2 separate regions of the Homo sapiens genome follow, and region 2 is linked to region 1. The links are chromatin contacts, found by Hi-C or POLR2A ChIA-PET in ENCODE. All regions are on one chromosome and are shown on one strand. Each heading gives the region's core, a stretch centred on a gene start or an enhancer-like site at or near the end of the contact. The rest is flanking DNA. Distances are from core to core; before and after follow the strand shown.

Region 1 (5,237 bases), core at 1,918-4,417:
AGCACTTTGGGAGGCCAAGGCGGGCAGATACCTGAGGTCAGGAATTCAAGACCAGCCTGGTCAACATAGCGAAACCCTGTCTCTACTAAAAATACAAAATTAGCCAAGTGTGGTGGCACATGCCTGTAATCCCACCTACTTGGGAGGCTGAGGCAGGAGAACCGCTTGAATCCAGAGGTGGAAGTTGCAGTGAGTGGAGATCACGCCATTGTGCTCCAGCCTGGGCAACAGGAGTGAAACTCCATCTCGGAAAAAAAAAAAAAAAAATGGCCGGGCACAGTTGCTCACTCCTTTAATCTTAGCACTTTGGGAGGCTGAGGCAGGTGGATCATCTGAGGCCAGGAGTTCCGAGACCAGCCTGACCAACATGGTGAAACCCCCATCTCTACTACAAATACAAAAATTAGCTGGGTGTGGTGGCTCACGCCTGTAGTTCAGCTACTCAGAAGGCTGAGGCAGAACTACTTGAACCCAGGAGGTGGAGGTTGCAGTGAGCCAAGATCGCACCATTGCACTCCACCCTGGGCAACAGAGTGAGACCCTGTCTCAAAAAAAAAAAAAAAATTAAAAATAGGTAAATTGCCATTTTCAAAGATACCTGTAAAGATTTTTAAAATCATTCATGAATGCGGTCTGTTCGTTGCACAGAGTAGATGCTCAAAAATGGTGAATGAGACCCTCTATTTTGGTCTCATGCTGAAGAAGTCCATAAAGCCCACAAGTCATTTTCATGATGGACAGAAAAATGTGTGTGCTTTCTCTGTCTACTGCCTCAACTGCACAGACCCCGGGACTGTAGCAGAACCATCTTTTGAGCTTGACACCGGGAGGCCCAAATTCTAGCACGGGACCCAGGGCCAGTTGCTCTCTGGTCCTCAGTCTCCTCACCCATAAAATGGGAAGGAGAGAACCCTGAATCATTGCTTCTAGCTTCTGAACTCAGTTGTTCAGAACAAGGACTCACTGCTGATTTTTCAACAGCACAGGGAATTGCACTGTTCCTGGGAATGATGGACAGTACCCTCTGTTCCACTGGGCAAGTGAGATTTCCCAGGCCTCTCTGTTCCCTTCTCCCCTTAGAGAGCAACAGACGTGGCCCCATCCCACCTCCCTCAACCCTCTCTCTCCTCCCTCAGGACTGGGCACCTCGCTGCCCCCGCTGCTGCCCACTCTGCGACTGTGCCTGTACGTGCCAGCTCCCCGACTGCCAGAGCCTCAACTGTCTCTGCTTCGAGATCAAGCTCCGATGAGGACCCAGGGCCCCTGCCCTCTGGGGAGCGGCCAGCCCCCAGGGCCCATGTGCCCTCCTCCCTGAAGAGCCTTTCCCCACGCCACTGGAACCACAGATGGCCTGCCGAGCACCCAGGCCTGGGAACTGGAAGTGGCAGCGCAGGGCCTGGCTCCCTGCAGGGCAGGACTCTTGGCCGGCTGGACGGCAGCTCCTCTGGAGGGCCAGAAAAGAGAGGGGCTAGTGCTCGGGCAGGTGCCCTGGCTTCCCTTCCCCTCCACACGTCAACGATTCTATTTGAAGTTGGGCAGGGGGGTGGCGCTGCTCACCACACACAAGTGTTATAGGAGGAGTCTGGCCCTTGAGTACCGGGTACGCAGGGGTGCCTCAACCACACTCCGTCCACGGACTCTCCGTTATTTTAGGAGGTGAGTGTAGTGCCAGTATCTACTCTCCTTCTTAAAAAAAACCAGGGCTCCAGAGAATCAGAACAGCCACCATCACCGCAGGGAGTCAAGGGAGGAGGGAGATTAGAGAAGGAGCCAGGGAGGGTGGCAGGGAGGCCACGTGATCCGAGTCCCCTCACCCCTTTCCTTCCCACAGGTCCCTGGCCAAAGATTTATTTCTCTTGACAACCAAGGGCCTCCGTCTGGATTTCCAAGGAAGAATTTCCTCTGAAGCACCGGTGAGTGGGCAGGGGCTCCCTCCCCATCAATAGGGCCGACCCAAGTCTTCCTCCCCCTTCCCCCATGCCGGGCCCCACGATAGTGTGAATGTCAGGGGCTTCAGGTTTCCCTAAATATAGGTCCCTGCCAGAGGATCCGTGGCGGGAAAAGGGCAGGGGTCATTAGAGAAGATCGGGGACACATGTGGGGCGGGCAGGAGCTGCCTTATAACCAGCCCGGGAACCCCTAGCTCACTCGCTGCTGACCAGGCTCTGCCGGCTCCTTCGGCCTCGCCGCAGGTGGGCCCCTTGCAGGACCGGGCCGGGGTGGGGATGGGGTTGGGGTTGGGCCAACAGGGTCCAGATGGGGTCCAGGTGAGGAGGGGAGATTTGGACGATAGGAGCAGGGGGCTCAGCATCTGGGAGGCAGATCAGTTCGGGGACGGATTTTCTTTTGGAGAAGGAAGTCAGGCTCAAGGAAGACGTTTGGCAGGAACTGTGACCCCGCATGCCAGAGGCCGAGCAGCGGCCGGTGCATAGCCGCGCATTCTGGTTTTCTGTGGCGCAGAGGACTACCAGCCTGGCTGCGGCGGCCCGGCGGAGAGCGCGCACGCATGCGCGACCCAGCCCGGCCTGCCAGCCTGGAACTCGGATGGGGAGGTCTCGCCTCCGCGCGCCGCTAGTTCCGCCGCCTTCTCGCGCTCCCTGCGTGTCCTCTCGATGCCCTTTCCTCCGCCTCCCTTACGCCTGGGCCAGTGACAGGGTGTCGGCTCCGCGCCGATTCAGCCCGCGGGCGAGGCAGGCTAACGCACGACTGCGCGATGTGGCCCCTATGGTGACACGCGCTGCAGCCGCGAAGACCGGAAGCTGGGGCGGCCCCGGGCCGCGCGCGCTGGGCCTGGGAGGCGAAACTCAGCTTCCTTCGTTTCCGACTTTTCCATCCGCGTCCTCCACTTCCCCGTTCCGCCCTCCCCCATTGCCAACATTCTGGCTGAGTCACGGCGCCCCAGAGCGCGCCAGGCTGGGGGAAAGGAGCAGAAGGGAGGGCCCTAGCGACCCGCGGGATGTGGTCCGAGTCACGTCCGAGGGGGGTGGGGAGGGATCGTGTTCTCGGCGCCCGCCCCTTCCTAGCGCGGCCTCTGGGCTGCGCCTCTCGGGGGCGGCCCGTAGCCCAGTCCGTCGCCTGCCATTGGACGCCGCCCGCTCCTCGTAAAGGAAAAAGCTCGGCGGAGGGCGGAGTGGTGCCTTTAAAAGGCCGGGCGCCGCCTTCCGCCTGCCCGCCTCCTGCGCCGCCCCTTCCGAGGCTAAATCGGCTGCGTTCCTCTCGGAACGCGCCGCAGAAGGGGTCCTGGTGACGAGTCCCGCGTTCTCTCCTTGAATCCACTCGCCAGCCCGCCGCCCTCTGCCGCCGCACCCTGCACACCCGCCCCTCTCCTGTGCCAGGTGAGCGCCCCTCTTCACGTGCGGGGACCAGGGACCGTGGAGAGGGATCTTGGGGGCAGTGGCGGGTTGGGCGTCCGCGTGGAGGCCTCCCCCATCCCATGCCAGCGTCTCCCCACTACCAGGCACACACAGGCTCCCCGGCCCCTCCAGCCTGAGGTCCTCTAACTGCGCAATGCAGCGGCTGCGCGCGCTGAGTCATGGCGGGGGAGGAAGCCGGACGAGATGAAGGACCATTCTCCCCCTTTTCTTGCAGGGACCCCTGTGGCAAAGGATTAGGGCCCCTTAGCCCTGGCGGGGATCCTAAGAGGCAGTGAGGGGTGGGGGCCGGCCCATGTACAGCCCCAGGGTTCTCGCAAGTGGGAGCTTGGTTTCTGTCCTGGGAAACGGGGCGCCCTTCGCGAGGAGGGAAACCCCTCCGCGGTGCTTGATGCCCCCTTAACACTTTCCCTGTCTCTCCTTATCGGGCGACCTTGATTCTGAGCCCGGAACAGCTGCAGCCATGCGAAGCGACGGGAGCATTTTTCAGGGGAAGGCGCTTGCTCCTCCACGTTCTTGCCCCGTAGGAACAGTGACGATGGCAAAGCTTACCGCTTTCCTCGCCTCGGGCTAGGGCTTGTTCCGCCGCCCTTTCCTGGGCTTCTCCTTGCTCTCTTATATTTTTCCTAATGCCCCTTTCCTACCACCCGCCCCCTCCCTTGTGGGGAAAAGCCTGACCTTGGGATGTCCTTGAAGCCTTGGAGCCCGGGCCAGCCCTGGGATCTTGAGGGGATTGGAAGGAACACCCCAGTGGCAGTCAGAAGAGCTGGGTTCTAATCTCAGATCTGGCTCCGGGGTTGCTGTGTGGCTTGAAGCACAGACCTTTCCCATATCTGGGCCCTTTCCCACGAGGGTGTTGGGCCCTCTGCTTGATTCACGATCTTTACATTCTAAAATACTCCGGTTCGGTTTTGTTTTCAGGCAAGGTGACCCCATGGCAAGGCGCAAGCCAGAAGGGTCCAGCTTCAACATGACCCACCTGTCCATGGCTATGGCCTTTTCCTTTCCCCCAGTTGCCAGTGGGCAACTCCACCCTCAGCTGGGCAACACCCAGCACCAGACAGAGTTAGGAAAGGTACAGGGGCAGGCCTAGCAAAGGGAAGTTGGGCGTAAGAGAGAGCTGGGGACCAGAAGTGCCCCAGGGCCTGCTGGGTGTGGGGCAGGGGAGGTAGGGAACATTTCCCTGACCTCCAGGAGAGGGGCCCTGGTCATCGGGAGATGATGGGAAACCCTAGCTAACTAGTCCTTCCCCTCTGTTTCCTGTATCCAGGAACTTGCTACTACCAGCACCATGCCCTACCAATATCCAGCACTGACCCCGGAGCAGAAGAAGGAGCTGTCTGACATCGCTCACCGCATCGTGGCACCTGGCAAGGGCATCCTGGCTGCAGATGAGTCCACTGGTGCGGGCAGGAGACAGAATGGGTGGAGGGTGCAGGGTTGGGAGTGGCAGGCTGATCCCCTAATTCCCATGTGACACTCCCAGGGAGCATTGCCAAGCGGCTGCAGTCCATTGGCACCGAGAACACCGAGGAGAACCGGCGCTTCTACCGCCAGCTGCTGCTGACAGCTGACGACCGCGTGAACCCCTGCATTGGGGGTGTCATCCTCTTCCATGAGACACTCTACCAGAAGGCGGATGATGGGCGTCCCTTCCCCCAAGTTATCAAATCCAAGGGCGGTGTTGTGGGCATCAAGGTAAGGGGAGGGCCTCCGGACGTGAGGTTTGAGATGGAAGTGGAGGAAGGAAATCCAGGTTAGTGAGGCAGGGAATGAATGCTGGATTGGTGGCCTAGAGACTTGCATGGAGCCTGCTTCAGGCTTAGGGCATTTACTCGACATTTTTAATCCTCACAATTCTGAGAG
Region 2 (5,237 bases), core at 809-3,308, 43 kb before region 1:
AACTCGAAGCGGTTCATGGCAAGTACCCCGAGTCCTAGCCCACCTGCTCTCTGCATAGGGTTGCGGCAGAGCACCTCACACGCGCAGATACACGCCTGGCTTTAGGGGAAGTCGCGGCACTGGGTCTGCAGAGTCCGCTGAGCACGCACCTTCGTTGTGAAACTAAGGAAACCCTGGAGTGTCCTTGGGCTTGGGTGGGATGGAACATGCCCGTGACAGACAGGCCCACCTGCCAATCAGAAGGGCGCTCTCCTTAGCTGGGATGGGGCCGCAGGAGTGGAAATGGCTGTTGGGAGGTGGCAGAGATGGGAGATGGGGTGGCCACGGGGGAGCCGCCGGCCACAGAAGAGGAAACGGAGGTGCAGGGAGCGGAGTCTGCGAAGGACGCGTGGATGGCCAAGAGATGTGCCTCGGAAAGGGCCGAGGGACTTCCTCTGACCAACCCCCGACGGCCATTCCCAGCCATCCGTTTTCCTGCAGCCGCGGATGCAACCTGTGGAAGAGGCGGGAGGAGGCCCGGGAGTCCGCCCCGCTGCGCCTTTCCTAGGGTGGGAGCGTGGACTCAGGCGCGGCCGCTGCTGCCACCTAGTGGGAGACGCCTGCTACTCCTCTCGGTTCCTAACCCCAGGGTCGTTCCCGGCTGAGCACTAAGGAGGGGGCGGGGGAGGACGGAGAGAGCCCTGTGCCCCTGGATCTGCGGATAGGATGCAAGGGGGAGCCTCAGAGAGGAACCCCCCCCCCAGGAAGTGTGCATTGCCCACACTACTTTTCCCCTCTGTGCCGTGATTTCCTCCCGTGTATAAGGGAGGCAAGAGTACCTGCCTCTGGGCTGGGCTTGGTGGCTCACGCCTGTAATCCCAACACTTTGGGAGGCCGAGGCAGGCGGATCATCCGAGTTCAGGAGTTCAAGACCAGCCTGGCCAACATGGTGAAACCCCATCTCTACTAAAAGTACAAAAATCAGCCGAACAGTGATGGTGCGCGCCTGTAATCCCACTCCAGGAGGCTGAGGCAGGAGAATCGCTTGAACCCAGGAGGTGGAGGTTGCAGTGAGCTGAGATTGTGCGTCTGCACTCCAGCCTGGCGGACAGAGTGAAACTCCATCTCAAAAAAAAAAAAAAAAAAAAAAAAAAAAAAGAGTACCTGCCTCTGAGGGTCAGTGCAAGAGCAAATGAACAAATTTGTGCAAGGTACTTGGCCATAAATGGGGTCCAGCCAGCATAGTAATAGGTGTTCAATAAATGCTACCTGCTGGGCATGGTGGCTCATGCCTGTAATCCCAGCACTTTGGGAGGCCGAAGCTGGAGGATCACCTGAGGCCAGAAGTTCGAAACCAGCCTGGGCAACATAGCAAGCCCTCATTTCTACAAAAAATGCAAAAATTAGCCGGGCATGGTGGCACATGCCTGTGGTCCCAGCTACTCAGGAGGCTGATGTGGGAGGATCACTTGAGGCCAGGAGTTCAAGGCTGCAGTAATCATACCACTGTACTCCAGCCTGGGTGACAGAGTGAGACCCTGTCTCTGAAAATACATAAAATAGGCCGGGCGCTTTGGGAGGCCGAGGCGAACAGATCACCTGAGGTGAGGAGTTCAAGACCAGCCTGACCAACATAGTGAAACCCTGTCTCTACTAAAAATACAAAAATTAGCCGGGTGTGGTGGCAGACAGATAAAAGGAAGGGATTTATCCAAAGCTGTAATCCCAGATACTCAGGAGGCTGAGGCAAGAGAATCACTTGAACCCAGGAGGCAGAGGCTGTAGAGAGCCAAGATGGCGCCACTGCATTCCCACCTGGGTGACAGACAGAGACCCTGTCTCCAAAAAAATGAAAATAAATAAAACAAATGTTACCTGTGGTTGATCCAAGGGGTAACCGGAGGTGTGTGGCCCTGTGCCACCACCCCAAATTGTGCCTGTTGTCCAAACACAGCTTCCTTTAGTTCGGGCTTTCAGCAAGATGGCCGTGCCGCATCCCTCCTCTTTGTAAATGCTGGGGCTGCCACCATTATGGTTTTATCATCAGCGACATTCCAGGGGGTGAAGACTGGTCCCAACCTCTCTTCTCCTCTCCTCTTCTGATGAGAGTGAGGGATGGGGGAGGGGTCCCAGCTCCTAGCACTTTCTCCCCTCACCCCAAAGTGCCATCAGAACAGCTCTGGGCTGTGACATCACAGAGCCCCCACCTCATGATAGGAGTCATGAGGCTGTGGCCATGGGTGCTGGTGTGGGTGTGGCTGGCTGCACTAGGGGCCATAGAAACTGGTAAGAAGCTGTCTTGGGAGCAGCAGGAAGGCAGGCAGCTCTGGGAGCATAAAGTGTGATGCCCACTTAGGGACTCGGAAGCCAACCCTGCACCCTCTCATTTTCTCTCCACTCTTCTCTCCCATCCTGCTGGTCCCACCTACCCCCCAACAACCGCGAGCCTTGTCGTGGTGCACCCAGCTGACCCTGAGGGAAATCAAGACCCTCCACAGCCTCTGCAATAAGGCTGGGTGGTCTCACAGGGTCCCAAGTCAGCTTCCGCCTCGAGAGATAAAGGCAGGGGTCAGCTTGGCTGTTGTCACAGAGTTTGCTTGGGTCCTAGCACCCAGACCCAAGCGTGCCACGGCGTCAGCCCTGGGGACAGAGTCTCCGCGCTTCTTAGACAGACCTGACTTCTTCGATTATCCGGACTCAGACCAAGCCAGGCTGCTGGCTGTGGCCCAGTTTATTGGAGAGAAACCCATCGTGTTCATTAACTCAGGTATGAACCAGCTTGAGAAGGGACCTCCCTCCCCGCCAGGGTCTGGAGGAGAGCAGCCCCAGACCCTTCATTGGGCCATCAGAGGGGAGTTAAGGGTCCTGTTTGTCTAGCAGGTTCCAGCCCCGGGCTCTTCCATCACATCCTGGTGGGCTTGCTGGTGGTGGCGTTCTTCTTTCTCCTTTTCCAGTTCTGCACCCACATGTAAGGCCTGCCCCCTTTCTCCAACCCCACCCACCACCACCTTCCTTGGGAGCGGCTGAAGACCCCAGTTCTAGCGGGGCAGGCTGTGACCTCTCCCCTCTGATCTCCATGCCCCACAGAAACTTCCAGAAAGGGGCCTAAAGAGCCGGACAAGGGCTCTGGACTCAACCTGAGCACCCACACCCACCTCCTCTCCTGTTGATGAGCAAAAGTTCCCTGCTTTCCTCCTCCCTGACTGCCCAGCGAGCAGCTGGGGATCCTGTCCCCTCTGTTTCCCATGGCCCAAGCCCCCCACCTCCTCCCTTCCCAGCCCCAAAGAACTTGGTGGCAAGGGCCTTGGTGGCGTTCACGCAGATCGTCTTTTATTAGCGGTCTGTAAAGCACCTCCCAGGGTCCCCCGACCCCAGATTGGAGGAAGCCTTGAGAGGTCAGTAGCACCAGGGACATGGCAGGGCCCGAGGGCGCGATGTGCAGCCGATGGTGAGGGACTGGGCGCCCTCGCCTGCCCCCGGGGTTGTCAGCACTGGGAAGGCTTGGGGGTAGCAGCCACCTCCTTCCCCCAACCCAACAGACTAGTTCAAATTTGGGTAAATAAATAAAATAAATAAGATTCCTCAAGCTGGCCTACCCTGGAGAGGAGCCGTGGTTGCAGCCGGCCACTCGGGAGGCCCGAGGGCCAGCGGGGGTTAGTTGGGGCGTCCTCTCCTCTCGGGTGATGGGGAGCCCTGGGGGATGGCAGCATAGGGGCTGGGATGGCCTTGGCAGAGGCGTCTCCCCACATTCTGACTCCTGGTCCCCTTGAAACCCTGTTGGTGTCCCTCCCCACAAGCCCTCCTGCCCTCAGTGGGTGGGAGGCGGTGCCCCCTCCCCTCCTCCAGCGCAAGGGTGTGCAGGAAGGGGGCAGAGTAGGGGGAAGAGGTCCCCTCTCTCCACCCCCTCAGTCCCCGAGAGATGGGGCCTCTTCCCTTTCGGGGTCATCGTCAGTCCTGGGGTTGTCCGGGCAAGAGGACCCTGGCTCCCAACCCCAGCCATCAGCCCCAGAGCCCTGTCTCCACGGGGGTGGGGGTGGGGAGGGGGAGGGTCCCGGCCCCCGGCCTCAGTCCTGGGCCTGGCAGGCCGGGGGCGGCCGGGAGCGGGGCCAGAAGAGGCGGCAGGCCCCACGGCAGATGAGGAAGAACCAGTAGAGCTGAGGGGCCAGGAGCAGCGCAGCGCCCAGGTTGACGTGGGCAGGGATGGCCAGGGGCACGGCCAGCAGGGGCAGGCCGGCATGGCGCCCGTAGGCCCAGTACAGGTAGGGAAAGAGCAGCACCCGGCAGCAGAGGAAGCTGAGCAGCATCAGGGCCCCGTTCACCTTGTGCAGCAGTGTGTGCTGCTGCTTGTACTGAGGAGACACAGACACAGTGGCCACGGCAGCAGAAGGGCTCGGCCCCCCTTGGCCCTCTCCCTGCCTCCCTGCGACCCTAGCAGGCAGCTCCTCCCAAACCAGACACTTTGCCAGGACACAAGCACCAGGTGCTCAAAATGCACGGGGTGAGGGGGGGATGACGAAGGGGCTAGAGCCCTTGGCAGCAACCTTGAAGGTCCCTCCCCTTCCTGTGACCTCCCCATTGGGCTCCTGCACCCTCCCATGCTCACTCACCTGGATGAGGATCTTGCCAAGGCAGACGAAGGGCGTGCTGACCTCTGCCATCAACATGCAACCCAGAAAGAAGTCTCCCTTACCCTGTCGCCACACCTGGGCACAGAGGCAGGAAGGTGAGGAGCTGGGGCTCTCCCTGGGTTCTTGGGCAGCCCCCGCCCTTCCTCTTTCCCCTCTGTCACTTTGGGAGATGCTTGACTCTGAACATCAGAACACCTGGGTGCAGGGCTGGGTGCAGTGGCTCACGCCGGTAATCCCAGCACTTTGGGAGGCTGAGGCAGGTGGATCACGAGGTCAGGAGTTTGAGACCAGCCTGGCCAACATGGTGAAACCCCGTCTGTACTAAAAATACCAAAAAAATTAGCCAGGCGTGTTGGTGGGCACCTGTAATCCCAGCTACTGGGGAGGCTGAGATGGGAGAATCACTTGAACTCAGGAGGCGGAGGTTTCAGTGAGCCGAGATCACACCACTGCACTCCAGCCTGAGTGACAGAGAGAGACTCCGTCTTGGAAAGAAAAAAAAGAGAAAGAACACCTGGGTGCAGGAGCAGGTGCATGACTTGGCTGCATCCCTCTCACGGTCCTGCAGAAAGACTGTGTCCCTTATGTAACAGGTGAGGAAACTGAGGCTCAGAGACGTGCAACCACAAA

What was found. Hi-C counts contacts between places; a loop is a spot of excess contacts on that map. ChIA-PET counts read pairs that join two places held with the same protein, here RNA polymerase II (POLR2A). Pooled maps may share reads with other maps.
Region 2: a pooled map shows a loop between it and region 1 (4-fold over the local background). The contact joins the promoter of C16orf92 here to the promoter of ALDOA in region 1. A Hi-C loop is called at or near these places in 1 of 168 maps with a recorded cell type or tissue (endothelial cell of umbilical vein) and 7 of 50 pooled maps. POLR2A ChIA-PET finds 5 or more read pairs at or near these places in 24 of 52 experiments (A549, BJ, CD4-positive, alpha-beta T cell and 19 more).

The regions. Positions count from the first base shown.
Region 1 is chr16:30,062,593-30,067,829 of GRCh38, forward strand. ALDOA (aldolase, fructose-bisphosphate A) reads left to right here and starts at 3,168. Exons shown (of 10, transcript NM_001243177.4): 1 at 3,168-3,335; 2 at 4,293-4,446; 3 at 4,642-4,774; 4 at 4,858-5,069. The coding sequence starts at 4,306. LOC112694756 (uncharaterized LOC112694756) reads left to right here. Exons shown (of 14, transcript NM_001365304.2): 5 at 1,137-1,656; 6 at 1,832-1,913; 7 at 4,642-4,774; 8 at 4,858-5,069. The coding sequence ends at 1,250. RefSeq lists an enhancer at 2,219-2,999 and silencers at 2,996-3,265, 3,306-3,485.
Region 2 is chr16:30,021,140-30,026,376 of GRCh38, forward strand. It overlaps C16orf92 (chromosome 16 open reading frame 92), which reads left to right and starts at 2,059. Exons shown (of 4, transcript NM_001109659.2): 1 at 2,059-2,265; 2 at 2,588-2,746; 3 at 2,860-2,947; 4 at 3,067-3,565. The coding sequence starts at 2,202. The coding sequence ends at 3,088. It overlaps TLCD3B (TLC domain containing 3B), which reads right to left. Exons shown (of 5, transcript NM_031478.6): 4 at 4,587-4,682; 5 at 3,288-4,328. The coding sequence ends at 4,044. It also overlaps a transcript of DOC2A not described here.